Regions from separate parts of the Homo sapiens genome. Here region 1 is linked to region 2. A link is a loop called in an ENCODE intact Hi-C map of the cell type or tissue named here. Cell type or tissue: Caco-2. All regions are shown on one strand. Links, peaks and the distances in the headings refer to the core of each region. The heading gives the core; the rest is flanking DNA.

Region 1 (5,373 bases), core at 140-5,139, 48 kb before region 2:
GCTAAGCATGGTGGCATGCACCTGTAGTCCCAACTACTTGGGAGGCTGAGGTGAGAGGATCGCTTGAGCCTGGGAGGTCGAGGCTGCAGTGAGCCATGATCATGCCACTGCACTCCAAGCCTGGGTGACAGAGCAGGACCCTGTCTCAAAAAACAAAACAAAACAAAACAAACCAGAAAGAAAGAAAGAAAAATAGAGTCTGAGGCCCACCCTGGAGCTACCAAATTAGAAACTGCATTAAAAAAAAAAAAAAAAAAGAAGAGGCCGGGCGCGGTGGCTCACGCCTGTAATCCCAGCACTTTGGGAGGCCGAGGCAGGCGGATCACGAGGTCAGGAGATCGAGACCATGCTGTCTAACACGGTGAAACCCCGTCTCTACTAAAAATACAAAAAAAATTGGCCGGGCATGGTGGCAGGTGCCTGTAGTCCCAGCTACTCAGGAGGCGGAGGCAGGAGAATGGCGTGAACCCAGGAGGCAGAGCTTGCAGTGAGCCGAGATGGCGCCACTGCACTCCAGCCTGGGTGACAGAGTAAGACTCCACCTCAAAAAAACAAAAAAAACAAAAAAACTGCATTGTAACGGGATCCCAGGTGAGTCTTGTGCACATTAAAGTTTGAGAAGCACTATTTTTTTTCCTTTGGAGATGGAATCTTGCTCTATTGCCCAGACTGGAGTGCAGTGGCGTGATCTCGGCTCACTGCAACCTCCACCTTCAGGGTTCAAGCGATCCTCTTGCCTCAGCCTCCCGAGTGGCTGAGATCACACCCAGCTAATTTTTTTGTATTTTTAGTAGACACAGAGTTTCACTATGTTGGCCAGGCTGGTCTTGAATTCCTGACCTCAAGTGATCTGCCCACCTTGGCCTCCCAAAGTGCTGGGATTACAGGGGTGAGCTACTGCGCCCGGCTGAGAAGCACTATTTAATAGTCCAGGAAATCTGCCCAGTCAGAGATGAATAAGCCAATATAACAGAATAAGCTGGGTCAGGTCCTGAGCAGGGTCACATAACTAGGCAGGGGACAGAGATGCTGAGTGGGGGTGGATGAAGGTGGGTGCTGACATTTTGTGACCATCTATTAACTCCCCTGGGCACTGCTTTTGGTGATTGCTGTCCATCATTTCTTAATCCTGAAAACAAGCCCCACATTATTGAGTCACGGACATGTTAGTAACTTGCTCAGGGTCACAGCCCTGCACCCACTTTACCTGCCATGTGCCTCTGCTGTAGGAAGGACACTTGGCAGCAGGAGCCAGGAACCAGATGCAGGGACTAGACCTTCCTAAGGGGCCCCTAGCACCATGGCCCTAGCCCCCTCTCCATGCCAATCACTGCCATAAGGACTTTTACTGAGGCACCCAAGGTCTCTGGCACTTAGGATACCCAGCTCCCTCCTATCTGCCCAGTATGGTGCATCTGACAACCTGGGTCTGGCCATTCTTCTCTTTTGCTTGATGCCCCAGCCTGTCTGTTAGATGGGCATAAATGAGGGCTCCAGATTCCTGCCTGCAGGAGTCAGGGGGTGATTTAAAAGCTAAATGGACAGGCATAAGGGATGGGGAGGGGGCTGTGGCAAACAGGAAAACCTGCATGGAGGATTGAAACAAACAAAACTTTAGGAGCAAACAGACATGTATGCAGGTTGGATTTGGCACCAGGATCACCAGATTATGACTGGAGAGACCTTCCAAGGTGAAGGCCTAGGTGTGTCTTTTCTGGACTGGCCCCATTCCCTTAGTGTCTGAGACCTAAGGTTTTTTTTTGAGACAGAGTCTCGCTCTGTCACCCAGACTGGAGTGCAGTGGTGCAATCTCGGCTCACTGCAACCTCCACCTCCCAGGTTAAAGCAATTCTCCAGCCTCAGCCTCTTGAGTAGCTGAGATTACAGGCATGTACCACCATACCCGGCTAATTTTGTATTTTTAGTAGAGATGGGGTTTCACCATGTTGGTCAGGCTGGTCTCAAATTCCTGACCTCAGGTGATCCACCCGCCTCGGCCTCCCAGAGTGTTGGGATTACAGGCGTGAGCCACTGCACCTGGCCAGAGGGTCCTTAATGAACCCCAGGACAAGAGAGCACAGATCCCTGGAATACTAGGCCTGTGTGCTTCGCCTATGAGAGAGAAAGAGAAATGGTTTCATTCCTTTTAAACCATATTCAGATGACTTTCTCAATCACCACATTATATCAAAGTCACAAACTACCACTATTTGAACAAGCCTTTAGCCTCCCAATTCCAAATTCCTGGGAGAAGGAATCTGATAAGCCCAGTCCAGCCTCTGTGTTGCTCCAGGCCTGGTCCAGTTGCTGTGGTTAAGCAGGGGCAGGATCACAGCAGTAAATGGGGCTGCAACTGGGGTTGGGTGAAGATAGGCGGGGTAGTTCTCACAGAAGCAGGGCTTGGGCTGAGCAAGCACCAAAAATCTATCTATTACAACATCAAAACTAACCTGCGGGATAAGTGGAATGTTTTGCGTAAAAGGTGTGTGTGGGATGGAGCGGGCTAAGCAGAATGTCCCGAGAGGAAGGAACAGTAGGTGTTGGGAGAATTGCAAATAGTTTTGCATGGAAGGAGCTCAGACAGCAAAATCATAGTAAAGAACTTAAGACTTTTTTTTCTGAGGGTAGTAGACAGGACTCCAAGCCAGACTGATTAGATTTGTAATTAGAAAATCACTCTGGCTACAGGCTGGGCGCTGTGGCTCACGCCTGTAATCCCAGCACTTTGGGAGGCCGAGGCGGGCAGATCACGAGACCATCCTGGCTAACGTGGTGAAACCCTGTCACTACTAAAAATACAAAAAAAAAAAAAATTAGCCGTGTGGTGGTGGGCGCCTGTAGTCCCAGCTACTCGGGAGGCTGAGGCAGGAGAATGGTGTGAACCCAGAAGGCGGAGGTTGCAGTGAGCCAAGATCGCACCACTGCACACTCTAGCCTCGGCGACAGCATGAGACTCCATCTAAAAAAAAATAAATAAAGGAAAATCACTCAGGCTGCCATGAGAGGGCCAGTCAGAGAGCAGCTGATCAAGGCCAGCTAGATACATGGTTGTCTATGTGGGAGATGAAGGTGGCCCAGGCTGCTGAGGGACATGTTCTCTCAGAGTGACAGCAGAAGGGGCCAAGCCAGCTTTGGCCTAAGTTGCCATGAGCATCCTCATTAGAGGAGCATCCCCAGGCATAACTGCTCCCCACCCAAATGCCAATCTTTGACATCTGAGGACAATGATTTCCTAGAGCCTTGCTCCTTAGAGTGCATTCCACTGACTAGCAGCATCATATCACCTGAGAGCGTGTTAGGAATGCAGAGTCTTGGGCCCCATTCCAAACCTACTGGATATGCCTCTGCATTTTAACAAGAGCCTCAGGTGATTTTGCACGCATTAGAAGGTGAAAAGCACTGTCCGAGGCCATTGCAGAACTCCCATGCAGTTCACTCAATCCTTTTCCAGGGCTCTGGGGTTATCCCTGTCAGAGGCTTCCTGCTTGCCCGGGTTAGCCCACGAGGCTCTGACACAATCCTCCCTGGATGCCCCTGAGCCGAGCTGTGGGGTGTGTGCAGGTGCTGAATATATGTGCCCCACACCCAATGCCCAGCTAGCTTCCCGCCACCAGAGGTAGCTTCCCACCCACCCCATCTCACTGCTGTGTGTGTGTCCTGTGCACTTCTCTCCGCAGGAGATAGTGGACTGGTTCAATGCCCTCCGTGCAGCCCGTCTGCAGTACCTAAAAATGGCCTTTCCTGAACTCCCAGAGTCTGAGGTGAGCTAAATGCGGACCCCAATTTCTGAATCTCCTCTTGGCCATCTCCTTCTTTCCCTGTCTGTTGACCTCGAAGACACTCAGAAGCCAGACTAGGGCTGGGCGCGGTGGCTCACGCCTGTAATCCCAGCACTTTGGGAGGCTGAGGCGGGCGGATCACAAGGTCAGGAGATCGAGACCATCCTGGCTAGCACGGTGAAACCCCGTCTCTACTAAAAATACAAAAAAATTAGCCAGGTGTGGTGGCAGGCGCCTGTAGTCCCAGCTACTTGGGAGGCTGAGGCAGGAGAATGGTGTTAACCCGGGAGGCGGAGCTTGCAGTGAGCCCAGATGGCGCCGCTGCACTCCAGCCTGGGTGACAGAGTGAGACTCCGTCTCAAAAAAAAAAAAAAAAAAAAAGAAGAAGAAGCCAGACTAGTTTTGTTTGCAGGCAAGACCTCGAGGTTGAGGGCTGGGCTGCTCAGAGGGAAGCCCAAGGCATTCTCCAGGGGAGCCTGCGGGGGTTACAGCCTCACATACGACAAGGCGGCCTCCCAAAAGCTGGTCAGTGTCTCCCCTTCAGAAGAGTGTCAAGGGGCTCAGCAATTGGTCATCTCTTTCTGAACCCTTCTCCCTCTAAAATGTACAAATGATCCCTAACATACTGCTTACAGAGTGCTTTGAGCCCATTTTGTCTTGTGAAATGGCAGCCAGGCAGGGGTGATTATTTCCATTTCACTGATGAGTTATACAGTCCCAGGAAGGGCAGGTGAATAACCAAAGGTGTGCTTCCCTTTCTAAAATCCCCTCTTTGCCCTGTGATGCTCTGGGCTTGGGAAAGCCTGGGATCCTCTCCATTACAGTTGTAACAGGAGCAGGTATGCCCTTCATGGCCAACATCATGGGGAGCCGAGAACTTCATTTTGATTGTCTCCAGACTTCTGGGGCCTTCATCTCCCTATCTCAGGCTGGGCCAGGGAGACCCGCATGGTGTAGGGCAGAGGATGCTGTCTCGAGCCAGGAAGCCTGGGCTCTCAGGGATGCTCTATTGCTCACTTGCTGTGTGACCCCTGCAGGTCCTGGCACCCCTCTGAGCTTCTATTTCCATATGGGTAAGATGGCGGTTAGTCCAGGTCATCTTCAGGGTCCCTTCCGCCTCTGAGATTCTATGCTCTGGTCCTCTTCAAGAGGCTCCCCTCCAAGAGGATTTTATAAGTGATGGGGCTGGAAAACCATTTTAATGCTGGGATTTTCTTAATCTCAACCATTAGAGTTTCCTTGAAAGCCTAAATGCTCCTTAATTCCAAGGTTTGTAGGGAGCCAGTTGTCTGGAATAGGGTCCCCTCCAGGCCCAGGGATGTGCTGAGATGGCAGCTCTCTGGGAGCAATTCCAGCAAGGCCCGAGTCAGAGCCCTTGAGTCAGTCTGCTGAGTTTGCACCCAGAACTGGTTAATGCTGGCTCCCATGGGCGGGGAGTGGAGACTGCTGACTGCTGACTATGAGGAGGGAGGACAAAGTGCAGATGCTCAGCCTTATTTAATCTGGGCAAGCTGCCCATCTTTGCTGACATGTGTAAAGGAAATTGCTCTTTGGTCAACATCCTCAATGTTCCCCTGCCTCTCTCATCCACTGT
Region 2 (5,373 bases), core at 73-5,072:
ATTTTGACACAGGTTCTCTGTTGCCCAGGCTGGAGTGCAGTGGCACAATCACTGCAGCCTCGATCTCTCAGGCTCAGGTGATCTTCCTTCCTAAGACTCCCAAGTAGCTGGGACTACAGGCATGTGCCACCACACTCAGCTAATTTTTTGTACTTTTTGTAGAGATGAGGTTTTGCCATGTTGCCCAGGCTGGTCTCCCACTCTTGGGCTCAAGCGATCCTCCTGCCTCAACCTCCCAAAGTTGTTGGATTACAGGCGTGAGCCACGGTGCCCAGCCAAACATTTTTTAAAAACCTATTAACAATAAGTAATAATCGTATCAGCAAAATAGGAGAACAGTGATATTCATCTGAATTTTGTGTTTTTCTAAATTGTAGTGAAAATACATACAACATAAAATTTACTATCTTAACTATTTTTAAGTAGGCAGCTCAGGCAGGTGCAGTGGCTCATGCCTGTAATCCCAGCACTTTGGGAGGTTGAGGTGGGCAGATCAGTTGAGTCCAGGAGTTCAAGAGCAGCCTGGGTAACATAGTGAGACCCACTTCTCTACCAAAAATACAAAAACTAGCCTGCTATGGTGGCACACACCTGTAGTCCCAGTCCCAGCTACTTGGGAGGCTGAGGTGGGAGGATCACTTGAGCCTGGGAAGCAGAAGTTGCAGTGAGCCGAAATCAGGCCACTGCACTCCAGCCTCGGCAACAACAACAAAAAAAGTAGCAGCTCAGAGCTCAGTACTGTTAAGTATGTTTACATTATCATATAACCAATCTCCAGATCATTTTCTTTTTTGTAACTTTATTTTATTTTATTTTTTTTTTTGAGACAGAGTTTCACTCTTGTTGCCCAGGCTGGAGTGCAATGGCATGATCTCGGCTCACTGCGACCTCTGGCTCCTGGGTTCAAGCGATTCTCCTGCCTCAGCCTCCCAAGTAGCTGGCATTACAAGCATCCACCACCACACCTGGCTAATTTTTTTTATATTTTTAGTAGAGACGAGGGTTTCACCATGTTGGCCAGGCTGGTCTCAAACTCCTGGCCTCAGGTGATCCACCCGTCTCGGCCTCCCAAAGTGCTGGGATTACAGGTGTGAGCCACCACGCCTGGACTGTAACTTTAATTTTAATTTTTTAGGATCAGGTCTTACTTTGTTGCCCAGGCTAGAGTACTGTGGCACAACTATGGCTCACTGTAACCTCAATCCTCCTGCTTCAGCCTCCCCAGTAGCCAGGACTATAGGCCCACACCACCATGCTCAGCTATTTAAAGAATTGTTTTGGCCGGGACAGTGGCTTACGCCTGTAATCATAGCACTTTGGGAGGCCGAGGCGGGTGGATCACTAGGTCAGGAGATCGAGATCATCCTGGCTAACACGGTGAAACCCCGTCTCTACTAAAAATACAAAAAAATTAGCTGGGTGTGGTGGTGGGCGCCTGTAGTCCCAGCTACTCAGGAGGCTGAGGCAGGAGAATGGCGTGAACCCGGGAGGTGGAGCTTGCAGTGAGCTGAGATTGCGCCATCGCACTCCAGCCTGGGCGACAGAGCGAGACTCAGTCTCAAAAAAAAAAAAAGAATTGTTTTGTAGAGACAGGGTCTCATTATGTTGCCCAGGCTGGTCTGGAACTCCTCCTGGCCTCAAGTGAGCCTGCTGCCTCAGCCTCCTAACTAGCTGGGACTATAAGCATGGGCCACCATGCCTGGTTTCATGTTGCAGAATTGAAACTCTATACCCATTAAGCAACAATTCCACATTCCTTCAACCCCCTCCTACCTGGCAACCACTATTCCACTTTCTGTTCTATGAATTTGACTATTCTAGATACCTCATGTGAGTGGAATCATACAGTATTAGTGTGTGAGAGGTTTATTTCACTTAGCATAATGTCCTCCAAGCTCACCTATGTTGTAGCATATATCAGAATTTGTTACTTTTTTTTTTTTTGAGACGGAGTCTTGCTCTGTCACCCAGGCTGGAGTGCAGTGGTGCGATCTTGGCTCACCGCAACCTCTGCCTCCCGGGTTCAAGCAATTCTCCCACCTCTGCCTCCCTAGTAGTAGCTGGGATTACAGGCATGTGCTACCACCCCTGACTAGTTTTGTGTGTGTGTGTGTGTGTGTGTATTTTTTAGTAGAGATGGGGTTTCGCCATGTTGGCCAGGCAGGTCTCGAACTCCTGACCTCAGGTGATCCGCCCGCCTCAGCCTCCCAAAGTATTGGGATTACAGGCGTGAGCCACCACGCCCAGGCAGAATTCATTACTTTTTTTTTTTTTTTTTTTTGAGATGGAGTCTCACTCTGTTTCCCAGGCTGGAGTCAGTGGTGCGATCTCGGCTGACTGCAAACTCCGCCTCCCAGGTTCAAGTGATTCTCCTGCCTCAGCTTCCCAAGTAGCTGGGATTACAGCCATGTGTCACCACACGCAGCTAATTTTTGTATTTTTAGTAGAGATGGGGTTTCACCATATTGGCCAGGCTGGTCTTGAACTCCTGACCTTGTGATCTGCCTGTCTTGGCCTCCCAAAGTGCTGGGATTACAGGTGTGAACCACTGCGCCCAGGCAGTATTCGTTACTTTTTAAGGCTAAATAATATTCCATTGTATGTATATATCACATTTCTTTATCCATTTTTCTGTCTCTGGACACAGGGATTGCTTCAGTTCCGAGTTGAATTTTGAGACTGGCCTCTTTACAGGCAGCTCTCTTGCTCTCATGACCTAAGTTACCACAGGCACACCCTAGACAAGGTCTTTCATCTCTTCTCAGGTGGAGTCTTAGATTCACTGCAGCTGCTGTCACTTCAAGATACAAGTAGGACAAGATTTTGCCTTCAAAGTCTGCACTCTAGGACTTCCCTTACTTATCATCTGCCTGACGTGGTCATTGCACTCTAGCACACATGACTGCTTTAAGTTAATAATTAAACTTTAGCACATCGAGAGGGAATTAGGAGGTGTCAGCAATGGTGATGAATCTCACCCCAACTCATGTTACCCAGTTTATGTAACAACAGTTTAAAACATTGACTTGGGGGTCCTGGATATTCTAGGTGTTAGGGTGCTGCAATCCCCTGGAACTGTATTAGTTGATTTTATTTCATGAGTGTGCATAAAACACCTTCTATCTATGGGACTGGCATGGGGCTTGGTGCTTAGAACATATAGATGAACAAGATCTTTGCTAGCAAGGAGCTGAGAGCTTAGTGAAGAAAGAGTGAAAAGTCCACAGTGAGAACATGGAGGTGCACATACCTGGGCTGCAGGCACACTGCCTCTGCCTGATCCAGTCCTGACACTGAAAAATGTGTAGATGATAAGAAGACAAGCCAGCCATGTGCCTTGACCATGATGTTTGGAGACCTTCAGTTTGCCTTTTTCTGATGGGACTTTCCTCTGTTAATTTTTTTGTTACTTAGGAGAACTCCTGGAAGCCCCGTCTTCCTCCTCATGCCCATTGCCTGACCAGAGCCACCCTGCACTCAGGAGAGCTTCTCGGTTTGCTCAGTGTAAGTATGTGGTCCACTTTAAACATGGGTTTGGCTTGCCGCAGAGCGGGCTTCGAGAATATCCTACATCCATCTCCCTACTGCTAGGGCCACTCCTTGGCTTACTGCACATGGATTTGTTCCAGGTCCCTCCACGGGGGGAGCTGATTGCAAAGGCAAAGCAGGTTGAGACTCTAGACCCAAGAGCACTCAGAGTCCCGCCAACCTTTGAGCATCTCTGCTGTGGCCACCAACTACAGCCAACTGCCTGTTCCCAAACCTGCTGAGGTATTTCTGCATCTGTGCTGTGGCCACCAACTATAGCCAACTGCCTCTTCCTAAACCTGCTGAGGTATTTCTGCCATCTCAGTCTGGGATAGTCCTTAAGAGCATGGATCCCAGAGCCAGACTGCTTGGGTTTGACTCCCAGCAGCTCCACTAACTAGCTGTGTGATCTTGGGCAAGTCACTTAAGCTTCCTAGAGCCTGGGTTTCCTCATCTGTAAAATGGAGATAATATAGTACTTCTCTTGCGGGATTGCCATGAGGGTTAAGTGAGTGAGTATGAGTAAAACACCTAGAGTAGTCATGCTGTATAAGTGTTAGCAATTTATTCACTCAATAGGAAACCAAATGAAATATACAAAGTGAGTAAGACATGGTCCTCAATCAGGAAGTTTCAGTTTAACTGGGAAGGTATAAACAGCTGTGGTCATAAATCACCATAAGACGGGCGTGAGCCACCGCACCTTGCCTACGCCCAGCTAATTTTGGTATGTTTAATAGAGACAGGAGTTGGCCATGATGGCCAGGCTGGTCTTGACCTCCTGGCCTCAAGTGTTCCACCTGCCTCAGCCTCCCAAAGTGCTGGGATTACAGGGGTAAGCCAGTGCACCTGGCTGAAGGAGCTGGCCTGATTTTTAAAATTGACATATAATAATTGTATAGTCTGGGTGCAGTGGCTCATGCCTGTAATTGCAGCACTTTGGGAGGCTGAGATGGCAGGATTGCTGGAGCTCAGGAGTTCGACACCAGCCTAGGAAGCATGGCAAAATCCTGCTTCTTTTCTAAATAAATTTTAAAAATAAATAAATATAATAAGTGTACATATTTATGGGATACATAGTGATGTTTCAATACATATGGTGCATAGTGATCCGATCAAGGTAGTTAGCATATCTATCATCTGAAACATTTATCATTTCTTCCTGTTGGGTGATGTAGCAATTTTAATGCTAGTGTGAGTGAAACATCACACCAAAAGATACAAAGTTGCTATTTGAAGACTTCTTAGCATGGACCATCAAAAGATGACCGGCCATGTTCTTATTGTTCTTTTTTTTTTTCCAAAGGGGCCATCCATCCAACCTTTAACTTGAAGAGCCTTTCCTGCAGCCTGGAGGTGTCCAAGGATTCCCGTACAGTGACTGTGTCTCACCGCCCACAACCCTATCGCTGGAGCTGTGAGAGGTTTTCTACCAGCCAGGTCTTATGTTCCCAGGCCCTGTCTTCTGGAAAGCATTACTGGGAAGTGGACACTAGGAATTGCAGCCACTGGGCAGTTGGGGTGGCTTCCTGGGAGATGAGCCGCGACCAGGTCCTGGGAAGGACTATGGACTCTTGTTGTGTGGAATGGAAGGGGACTAGCCAGCTCTCTGCATGGCACATGGTCAAGGAAACTGTCCTTGGCTCAGACAGACCTGGGGTGGTGGGCATCTGGCTGAACCTTGAGGAGGGAAAGCTTGCCTTCTATTCAGTGGACAATCAGGAGAAGCTTCTGTATGAGTGTACCATCTCTGCCTCCTCTCCTTTGTACCCTGCCTTCTGGCTGTATGGCTTACATCCTGGAAATTACCTGATAATAAAGCAAGTAAAGGTGTAAGGTTTCCTA

What was found. A loop is a pair of places that touch in the nucleus more often than their neighbours do. Peaks named below come from ENCODE experiments on the same cell type or tissue, not always from the same donor. Only the 100,000 strongest peaks of a DNase experiment are listed, where the experiment ranks them.
Region 1: it touches region 2 in a loop (3-fold over the local background); 1 of 110 quality-filtered maps calls a loop at or near these places.

The regions. Positions count from the first base shown.
Region 1 is chr17:30,945,610-30,950,982 of GRCh38, forward strand. ADAP2 (ArfGAP with dual PH domains 2) reads left to right here. Exons shown (of 11, transcript NM_018404.3): 7 at 3,678-3,761. Among named protein-coding and RNA genes, the nearest start is that of RNF135, 23 kb to the right of the region's middle. In Caco-2, for the core only: no CTCF peak of the experiment used is centred there; a DNase peak (open chromatin) is centred at 2,342.
Region 2 is chr17:30,993,828-30,999,200 of GRCh38, forward strand. RNF135 (ring finger protein 135) reads left to right here. Exons shown (of 5, transcript NM_032322.4): 4 at 3,415-3,504; 5 at 4,835-5,373. The coding sequence ends at 5,364. Among named protein-coding and RNA genes, the nearest start is that of RNF135, 25 kb to the left of the region's middle. In Caco-2, for the core only: no CTCF peak of the experiment used is centred there; a DNase peak (open chromatin) is centred at 2,811.